Linked DNA regions of Homo sapiens: region 1 is linked to region 2. Evidence: chromatin loops called from intact Hi-C (ENCODE). Cell type or tissue: breast epithelium. All regions are shown on one strand. Each heading gives the region's core, and the rest is flanking DNA. Links, peaks and the distances in the headings are about the cores only.

Region 1 (5,393 bases), core at 245-5,244, 210 kb after region 2:
CACTGTCCTCCAGACCCCAGAATGGTAGGCCCACCAATAGCTTGCACTGTGTGCCTGGAAAAGCCAGAAACTCAATGCCATCCTGTGAAAGCAGCCAGGATGGGGACTGACTGCATCCTGCAAAGCCAGGGGCAGAGCTACCCAAGGCCATGGGAGCCCACCTTTTGCATCAGCATGCCCTGGATGTGAGACATGGAGTCAAAGGAGATCATTTTGGAACTTTAAGGTTTAGTGACTGCCCTATTGGATTTCAGATTTGCATGGGGACTGTAGTCCCCTAGTTTTGGCCAATTCCTCCCATTTGGAATGGGTATATTTACCCAGTGCCTTAACTTCCATTGTATCTAGGAAGTAACTAACTTGCTTTTGATTTTACAGGTTCATGGGTAGAAGGGACTTGCCTTGTCCCAGATAAGACTTTGAATTGTGGACTTTTGAGTTAATGCTGAAATGAGTTAAGACTCTGGGGGGACTGTTGGAAAGGCATGATTGGTTTTGAAATGTGAGGACTTAAGATTTGGGAGGAGCCAGGGTAGAATTATATGGTTTGGCTGCATCCCCATCCAAATCTCATCTCAAATCGTACCTCCCATAATTCCCACACATCTTGGGAGGGACCTGGTGGGAGGTAATTGAATCATGGGGGTGGGTCTTTCCTGTGCTGTTCTTGTGATAATGAATAAGTCTCACGAGATCTGATGGTTTTTTTGTTGTTTTTTTTTTGACAGTCTCGCTCTGTTGCCCAGGCTGGAGTGCAGTGGTGCCATGTCAGCTCACTGCAACCTCTGTCTCCCAGGTTCAAGCGATTCTCCTGCCTCAGCCTCCTCAGTAGCTGGGACTACAGTCACGCACCACCACGTGCGGCTAGTTTTTTTGTATTTTTAGTACAGACAGGGTTTCATTGTGTTGGTCAGGATGGTCTTGATCTCCTGACCCCGTGATCTGCCCGCCTTGGCCTCCCAAAGTGCTGGGATTACAGGTGTGAGCCACTGCACCCAGCTGTTTTTTTTTTTTTTTTGAGACAGGGTCTTGCTCTGTTGCCCAGGCTGGAGTGCGGTGGCACGATCTTGGCTCACTGCAATCTCCACCTCCTGGGTTCAAGCGATTCTCCTGCCTCAGCATACCTAGTAGCTGGGATTACAGGTGCGCGCCACCACACCCAGCTAATTTTTGCATTTTTTAGTAGAGACAGGGTTTCGCCATGTTGGCCAGGCTGGTCTCAAACTCCTGACCTCAGGTGATCTGCCCACCTCAGCATCCCAAAGTGTTGGGATTACAGGTGTGAGACACTGCACCTGGTCGATCTGATGGTTTTATAAAAGGGAGTTCGCCTGCACATGCTCTCTCTCTTGCCTTCCACCATGTAAGATGTGACTTTGCTCCTCATTAGCTTTCCGCCATGATTGTGAGGCCTCCCAGCCATGTGGAACTGTGAGTCAATTAAACCTCTTTCTTTTATAAATTACCCTGTCTTGGGTATGTCTTTATTAGCAGCGTGAGAACAGACTAATACACATTCCATTAAATCTCCTATAGGATTTGGTCTCCATTTACTTCTTCAACTTAATTTCCAGCTATGCCAGTTTTACTCATGCTAATATGTATTTCAGTTTCTAGCATAACCCGATGCTCAGAAGATGACTAATAACTATTGAAAAATTAATGCATAGAGATTGAATTAAGTTTTATATATTTTTCAGGTGAAATGTCTAAATGGAGATTATAATAATTTGTGATTATATATGTGACTATGTTCTTCAGGAGAGAGAACAAGGCTAGAGATATCTATTTGATAGATTAACAAGAATTAGAACATAAAATGTATTCTCTTTTCTCCTCCCTTTTTTGGGAAAAAGATATAGAGTGAAGAGAGAAGGCTGAGTATGGAATTGTGGGGGAAATTAAAGAAGCTGTAAACTTTCAAAGGAGACTGAGAAGTCAGAAAGGTAGGAAGAAAACCAAGAGGATATAATGACTCAAAAACTAAAGAAGAAGGTAATTTTTGCCCAAAAGCAAACCAAGAGACAAAGAAGTTGCCAATTGGTAAGGGCTGCCAAAGTGAAAAGGCTAATTGGATTTAGTGCCAAGGTAATCTTGAGCCACAGGTAAGATGCATAGGCAATGGAAATCAATAGGCAAAAGGAAATCAGTAGTTACTTCTTCGAAGAAGTAACCAGCTGGACTGATGCCCTGGCAGCCTCCCATGCTGGAATGTACCAGTCTCATGTTGATGGTGATTCAGAAGCTGTATCTGGGCTCAGCGGAAAATAGTGATTTTCTTTTTAAAATAACCTTTTATTATTATAAAACCAGCATATGCAAGTAGAAAGTACAAAACTACATATCAGCAAAATAAAACAAAACAACCCCCTTTCCAGAGATTAACAGTTCGGTGTATATCTTTCCAGTTCATTATTTATTCCTATATATGCACATAAATATATAAATATATTTTTACCAAAATGATACCATACTCAATGTGTGGTTTTGTAACCTATTTACTTTTTTAAATTAACAATCTTCACCTTTCCAAGTGAATACATTTTTATCTTATCTAAAACCCAAATTCAAATTTTTCCATTAGTCTCCAAAATATCTTTACTTTGAAAATTAGTAATTAAAAGCAAAGACTTATTATTTACTTTTCCTTTCCAGTAGGAGTTATATTTCAGGGTAACCAAATAGTTCCAGGTAATAAAGGCAAGCTCTAGGTTACCAAAGAAAGTCAGAATGTAGAAGGAATGATATATTTATAATTGTTTTGCAATTCTTATTGAAATTACTGACTCATGTAAGGGTTTTCAATAAGTGTTAAAGCATAAGGTTTATGTTTGAAGGGGAACTGGACATCTGTGTAGTATCAAAGCAATGCCATACAAATTACTTACCATAGTTTACAATGGAGGGATGAGCCTGTCATCATATCATCAATTCAGCTGTCATTCTAAATATCAATAGTTGTACATTAATCAAATAGCATGAAAGATACTATATAAAAATATATAACCTGTAAGTATTCTAGCCCTAAATGTTTAACTTGAATTCGCCTGAAATCTTTATATCTATCTTACTTGTTTCAAAGAAAGATTTCAAATAAATATTTCAAAAAGCCATTTTTACACCCAAAATCATAGATAAGATGTTCTGGGTTGCTAAGCAACACTGTGAAGGCAAAAGAATAATAATAAGGACATGTGTGCATTACTGCATCATCCTTAGATGTAAGTTTTGTTTTTGTTTTTATTTTTAGAGCCAGTCCCCTCTTTCTCTGTTGCCCAGGCTTGAATGCAGTGGCACAATCATAGCTCATTGTAGCCTTGAACTCCCGGGCTCAAGTGATCCTCCTGCCACAATCTCCCAAGTAGGTGAAATTACAGGCATGTGCCACCACACATGGCTAATTGTTTTATTTTTTGTAGAGACAGGGTCTTGCTATGTTCCCCAGACTGATCTTGAACTCTCGACCTCAAGTGATCCTCCCACCTCAGGCTCTCAAATTGCTGGGATTGTAGACGGGAGACACAGTGCCTGGCTGATAAGTTTTATTTACTGTAATTTGTTATACTAAGAAATAAGTGTGGCAAGAGGGGACTGGCTGGGAATGCTAACTCCATGTATTGTAAGAGGAGGTCTGGCTGGAGATTTACTTGAATGGAAAACATAACTCTGAAATTTAGTGTTTCCTGGTTGTTAAGGAAGTGGCTTTCATTTTCACATCACATGAAAGATCCTGATACGTACATATTAGGGGTTGTGTAGATTATTACATAAAGCTGCATAATGGCCTGAAGTCATGCCTGCCTATGTATCTTCTATAAACCTCAGAATCAGGCCAGTTGCTACAAAAGCCTTGTTATCAATGAGAGGATGGTAGAGTGTATGGTCTGTGTGTAATTTTTCTCCAACTGGGTGTAGTGAAAATACAGTTAGTAATATTGTATAGAACATAATATTCCCAAAAGGTAGTGACCATAATAGTTTATATTTCTTGAGTTCTTTAATTCTTATAATATTATAAAAGAGTTTTTTTTTAAACTCCTGTTTTACAGATGATTTTACAGATGACAGCCTTGGTGGTAAATGACAAAGCTAGGGTTAGAACTGAGATCTGTCTGATTTTGGTGTTAGAACTCAAACACACTGCACTATACTACTTCAGTGAATCAAATTTGTATTAACTTTGTAATTTTGGTTAAAATGTATTTTGAGGTTTTCTGTGGACCCAATAGTAATACTAACTTATAACAGTTTCTGGGCTATCACTGCGAATTCAATGGAAATCAAAGTACTTAGTTCTTGTCAAATATTAGCACTGAAGAAATAAAACATTAACAGAATATTTCGATTTTTTTAAAACACAGTCACTGCTATTCTAGGCAAAGCCTAAATTTTTATTTGACATTTTTTTTGCTACTTTTTATGAATTTGACAGTTGTGCATTTGGAATCTGTTCAAATTCTATTTGTAGCTGAATCATGTGAATGCCAATGCCAACGAGATCAGTACATCTGCTTCTTAGCATCTCTAGAGTAATCTGTATTTGCAGAATGCTTTATATAAATTTGAACATGCTAACATGCTCAATCAGATTTATTTACCACCAGTCTTATGATGTTAGGCCTTCCATAGTGGTTTAATAGATGTTTGGAGCAAATACCAGGTAGGCAGCATGGGCTGCTTTTGATTTGAACACTTCTACTAAAAAATAATAATAGATATGATAAGGAGAAAATGATTACTGTATTTGGTTAAGGGTAGAAAATAACAAGTAGTAATACTTTCCCATGGAATTGACCGACAGGTATAAAAAAGAAAGTGACATACTCTGAAAGTCTTCTTTTTTTTTCTTTCCTAAAGCAGGGACCCAGTAACATTTTAGAATGTCTTTAGGAAATGAGACATTAAAAAAACAAAAACCATAATCATGTACCATTATCACAACTAAGACAATTAACAATAATTCCTTAATATCCTGTAATATGTAGTTGGTATTAAAATTTTCCTGATTGTCTCATTATATCTTTTTATAAGTTGTTTGAATTGGAATCTGATAAAGGTAAAGATCCACGTATTGCACTTGGTTGATATATCTGGTAAGTCTATTTTAAATCTCTAACAGTGCCCTCCCTTTTACTCTCTTGCCTTTGTTTGTTGCACGAAGGTCATTTTTCTCTGGAATTTTCCCCGCCCTCAGTTCAGATAATTGTATTCTTTTGGTGTACTACTTTAGTAACTTAAGGAAGGGGTGGGGGGCTTAGGACACAAAGAATGTCAGGTCCAAGTCTATTTGCTGACTGCAGAAGGAAGTGGGGAGTATAACAATGTGCGATCATGGGGTGGAGTTGGTGGCCATGTCTGGAAGTGAGCTGACATTCAAAGATAAAGTCTTCAAT
Region 2 (5,393 bases), core at 135-5,134:
ATGTAAAAGCAATTCAATGGAAGAGATGTACCACAGCAGTTGGATATCTATAGGCAAAAAAAAAAGAAAAAAGAAGCTCAACCTTAACTTTCACACTTTATACAAAAATTAACTCAAAATTAATCATGAACTTGAATGTTAAAGGTAAAATTATAAACTTAAAAACACAGAAGACAATCTTTGGGATCTCAGGCTAGGCAAAGAAAACTCAGACTTGACATGAAAAGCACAATTCATAAAAGGAAAAATTGGTCGAATAGACTTCATCAAAATTAAAACTTTTGCTCTGGGAAAGACTGTTATGAGGCTGATGTGGTTTGGCTGTGTCCCCACCCAAATCTCATCTCGAATTGTAGTTCCCATAATTCCCACGTGTCATGGGAGGGAATTGGTAGGAGGTAATTGAATCATGGGGATGGGTCTTTCCCATGCTATTCTAGTGAGATAGTAATCTCACAAGATCTGATGGTTTTATAAATGGGAGTTCCCCTGCACACACTTTCTTGCCTATCACCATGTAAGACGTGACTTTGCTCCTCCTTGCCTTCTGCCATGATTGTGAGGCCTCCCCAGCCATGTGTAACTGAGTCAATTCAACCTCCTTCCTTTATAAAGTACCCCGTCTTGGGTATGTTTTTATTAGCAGCGTGAGAACAGACTAATACAAAGGTGGAAAAGACAAGCTACAGACTGGGAGAAAATAACTGCAAATCACAACAAAGTGACTAGTGCCTAAGATATATAAACAGCTCTCAAAACTTGACAGTAAAATAAATAATCAACTAGGAAATAGGCAAAAGACACAATTAGCAGCTGAAATGTATACCCCCGAAACTCATATGTTGAAGCTCTAACCCCTGTACCTCAGAACAGACTGTATTTGGAGCTAGGGTCTTTAAAGAGGTGATCAAATTAACATGAGGCCATTGGGTGGGCCCTAATCTAATGTGATTACTGTCCTTTTAAAAAGGAGAAAATTTGGATACATAAAGAGATCATGTGAGAATATGAGAATGCAGCCATCTGCAAGCTAAGCAGAGAGACCTCAGAAGAAACTTGATCTTGGACTTCTAGCCTCCAAAACTGGAGAAAAAAAATTTCCATTGTTTAAGTCACCCAGTTTGTAGCATTCTGTTATGGGAGCCCTGACAAAGTCATACAGACGTGAAGAGACACTTCACCAAACAAGACATACAAATGGCAAATATGCACATGAAAAGATATTTAACATCATCTGCCATTAGGGAAGTGCAAATTAACATGACAATGACTTATCACTTACCTATAAGACTGGGCTAAAATTAAAAAGTGTCAAAAATTTCTTTATTATGGTTGCTGACTCAGCATCCATTTTTAGATCTAACGTAAGTTATCTGAAACCCAGCTATAGCCCTCCATCTTGGCCTAGTTAAAACTTCCCGGCAGGGCACAGTGGCTCATGCCTGTAATCCCAGCACTCTGGGAGGCCGAGGCAGGCAGATCACCTGAGGTCATGAGTTTGAGACCAGCCTGGCCAACATATAGTGAAACCCCGTCTCTACTAAAAACTAAAAAAATTCGCTGGGTGTGGTGGTGCATGCCTGTAGTCCCAGCTACTTGGGAAGCTAAGGCAGGAGAGTAGAAGAATCGCTTGAACCCATCCAGGAGGCAGAGGTTGCAGTGAGCTGAAATCGTGCCCTTCTACTCGACCCTGGGTGGGAGCGAGACTCCATCTCAAAAAAACAAACAAAAAAAAACTTCCCTTGCCTGTGTGACTGTCTGCAATATAGACTTCTTCATCTCACTGACCAAAAACTCAATATTCCCCACAGCTGCTGACCACGATAAAAACCTAATGGTCAACACCAGAGTCATGTAAATAAGATCTCCCTTCAGGAGTGTTTGCTTTAAACTAGCCAATCCACAACCACCACAGGAAAGCCTACAGGGTAATGCCCATGTACCTTAAAAAAGGCATAGTCCCACTGATATCCCCTTTTCCCTCTCACTCTTTTTCTCTCTCCCCTCCCTCAGCTCCCCGCATCCTTCCTTAACCTTAACCTCTCTGGGCTCTACCAGTAAATCTCGTTTCATTCTGGTTTCACTTCCTCATGTGTCTCACCTGACACACACGCACAAACCTAACTCAGTTCCCCAATCCCTGCTAGGGCTCTCCTAGAGTGACGCTACTTGCCTTATGGCCCTCTCAAGATAGAGATCCCAAGACCAATTAGAAAGTAAATATAACAATAAAAATCACAACAAAGTGACAATACCAAATGCTGGTGAGGATGCAGCTCTCCCTCATCCTCACTCATATACTGCTGATTGGAATGTAAAATGTACAGTTACTCAGGAAAACAGCTTGTCAGTTTCTTACAAACATTAACATGCAACTACCATATGACCCAGTGATTGCACTCCCAGAAGAATCAAAATTTATGTTTACATGAATACTTGTACACAAATGTTTAAAGCAGTTTAATTTCTAATAACCAAAACCTGGAAACAACCCAGATAATCTTCAATGGGTGAATGGTTAACACATCACGGTACATCCATACTGTGGGATACTATTCAGTAACAAAAAGGAACAAGGTACTGATACACACAACAACCTGATGACTCTCCAGAGAATTATGCTGAATGAGAAAAGCCAATCCCATAAGGTTACATACTACATGATCCCACTTATGTAACATTCTTAAAATTACAAAATAATAGAAATGGAGAACAGGTTAGTGATTGCCAGGGGTTAAGGACAGGTTGGGAGCTGGAAGGAAGACCACATGGGTATAAAAGGGCAATATGAAGAATCCTTATGGGGAAGGAAGTGTGCTGTATCTTGACTGTACCAATGTTAATTTCCTGGTTGTGCTATTATATACTATCCTATCCTATCCTACAGTGTCCTATAATTTTGCAAGGTGTTACCACTGGGAGAATCAAGGTAAAGGATACATGAGATCTCTCCGTGTTATTTCTTACAACTGCATGTGAATCTACAACTATTTTAAAAAGTTCAAGAAAAGTTATCAACTTGAGCATTTAAAATGTGCACAATTTATCATAAAATATGCCTCAATAAAAAGTTACACAGTAAAAAAAATTTTCATACAAGTTTTTTTAAAAAACTGTCCAGAACAAAGCTGTCCAATTGAACTTTCTGTATATAGATTATTGACCTGTTCTATAATTCTGTGCTACCTAAAACAACAGCCACTAGCCACACATAGCTAATAAACACTTGAAATGTAACTTGTATAACTGAAAAACTGAATTTTAAATTTTATTCATTTTAATTAAATTTAAACTGCCACACATCAGTGGTGGTCACCATTGAACAATGCAGGTCCAGACACTACAAAGAATAGGGAAGATCGTTATGTGCTAAAATACAGCTATGTCCAAATTGTATTCAGAAAAATACAGATTTTATAACATAACATTTATGTAATAAAAACAAGGAAATAAATATACATGAACATGTATGTAAAATATATATTTAAATGTACAAGCATAGAAAATTCTGAGTGTACTTTAAAGTAGTATTTACCTGTGAGGAGTGAGAGAAGTTTGTGCTTGCTGGGGACAGGGAACTGTGGGACTTCACCATGAACTATATATCCTTCTGTACTACTTAAATTTTTTACAATAATCATGTGTCACCATTAAGGCTAAAAAAAACCCATGCTGAAACTTAAATTTCTGATACCTTTAAAATTTATACATTATTCAACAGTATAGAATAAATCGGATGTTAGGATAATAATGTTCAGAAAGTTTAAGTTTATATATGGTCTGCTATGCTAGAAGACTAGATTCTAGTTTGTCAAGAATTTTTTTTTTCCACCTGTACCCTTTTTTGGGACTTGATTACATCAATTATTCAATGGAAAAAGGACACAAATAAGGAAAAAAAGTTTAATGGGAATTTCTGAAATCAAGCTAATTAACCTCTCACAAACAGGTGGAAGATTCTGGCTATTTACATTATGAGTGGTCAAAGAGAAAGCAAAATTTCCAAAGAAAACACTGTCTAGAATTTATTCATGATTATATTTACAGAAATATAAATAAAGATTAATGAATATTTATAATTTCAGTGAAAGAACATAGGGAGGTAAAATTCTAGGGTTAAAAACAAGATTAACAATAGTGTACATGCTCTCTTAAAATCTTGGAACTGCAGAAAGAAAGTAAGTAAAGATTATAAAACAACAGCTAACTATTTGCCAGGTATTGTTCTAAATTTTACTTAGAGACAGAATTTCATAAAATCAAAAGATGCTATTGATTATAATATGCACCATTATTGTATGTACCACTAAGAAAGAAAATACTGCCAACTGAACTGAATGCTTTTTTATCACTTCAAATTTTTACTTCTACTAATTGAAGGATTATTTACACTAATTGAAAAATCTTTTACAGACTTACTTAGATTTTTAAAATATCACTCTTTAGGCTATATCAAATGGAGATAAACAAATCAGTTACTGTATTGCTAAAACTTGTTCATGCTCAAGGTTAGCCTCTTTGGAATCACTGTTCAACTTAGAGTTTCAATACCATGTTCTTCATCACAATATTGTTTATGAGCCACCAAGAACACTGAAATATAGCATTTCTTAAAAGAATGTCACTATTATCTCTAGGATTTCCTTCTCCAAGCCACTGACACACATTCCACAAGTTTTGATGATTTTCTTGATCTTACTGGAAGTTATCAACAGTTTTCAGAAAACAATCAGTAATCAAACTCCTTTCTAAAATGCTCTTTAAATGGATTGCTAATGAAATGGGGGCAGCAGGTGTACAATTGTGCTATCAGGAATAACCACAAAGAGGCCGGGCATGGTGGTCCCAGCACTTTGAGAGGCCAAGGCAGGTGAATCGCTTAAACCCAGGAGTTCAAGACCAGCCTGGCCAACATGGCGAAACCCACCTCTACTAAAAATATAAAAAAAATTAATCAGGCATGGTGGTGTGCACTTGCAGTCCCAGCTACAGTAAGATCCTGTCTCAAAAAAGAAACAGAAAAGGAATAATCACAAAGATGCCACATGCACAGGCACTGACAGTCACTATTGCAATTTCGCTAATGCAACAGACACCATTAACTATAAGTCACAAATCCCAATTTCAGAGATATTAAAATACATACAGGTTAAAATCTACAAAAGGTATATTAACTCATTTAATCTCATAAGGACCCTAAGAAGTAGGTGTTATTAACCCCACTTTCCAGATAATAAAACTGAGGTACCCAGAAGATTAAGTAATTTGCCCAAGATCATATGGTTACTAACTGCTGGATGAAGCATTTGAGGTACACTACCCTGAAATGTATTCCAAAAAAGCTCTACTAAGTAGAAGAATGTGGTCCAGTAACAAATCTTTAGAAGAGATTT

Evidence for each region. Peaks named below come from ENCODE experiments on the same cell type or tissue, not always from the same donor. Only the 100,000 strongest peaks of a DNase experiment are listed, where the experiment ranks them.
Region 1: it touches region 2 in a loop (11-fold over the local background); 6 of 110 quality-filtered maps call a loop at or near these places.

What each region holds. Positions count from the first base shown.
Region 1 is chr12:76,568,262-76,573,654 of GRCh38, reverse strand. LOC105369850 (a long non-coding RNA gene) reads right to left here. Exons shown (of 4, transcript NR_188081.1): 3 at 2,889-2,944. Among named protein-coding and RNA genes, the nearest start is that of OSBPL8, 11 kb to the right of the region's middle. In breast epithelium, for the core only: no CTCF peak of the experiment used is centred there; a DNase peak (open chromatin) is centred at 2,186.
Region 2 is chr12:76,774,550-76,779,942 of GRCh38, reverse strand. The region is part of intron 1 of ZDHHC17 (zDHHC palmitoyltransferase 17); the gene reads right to left. Among named protein-coding and RNA genes, the nearest start is that of ZDHHC17, 13 kb to the right of the region's middle. In breast epithelium, for the core only: no CTCF peak of the experiment used is centred there; no DNase peak of the experiment used is centred there.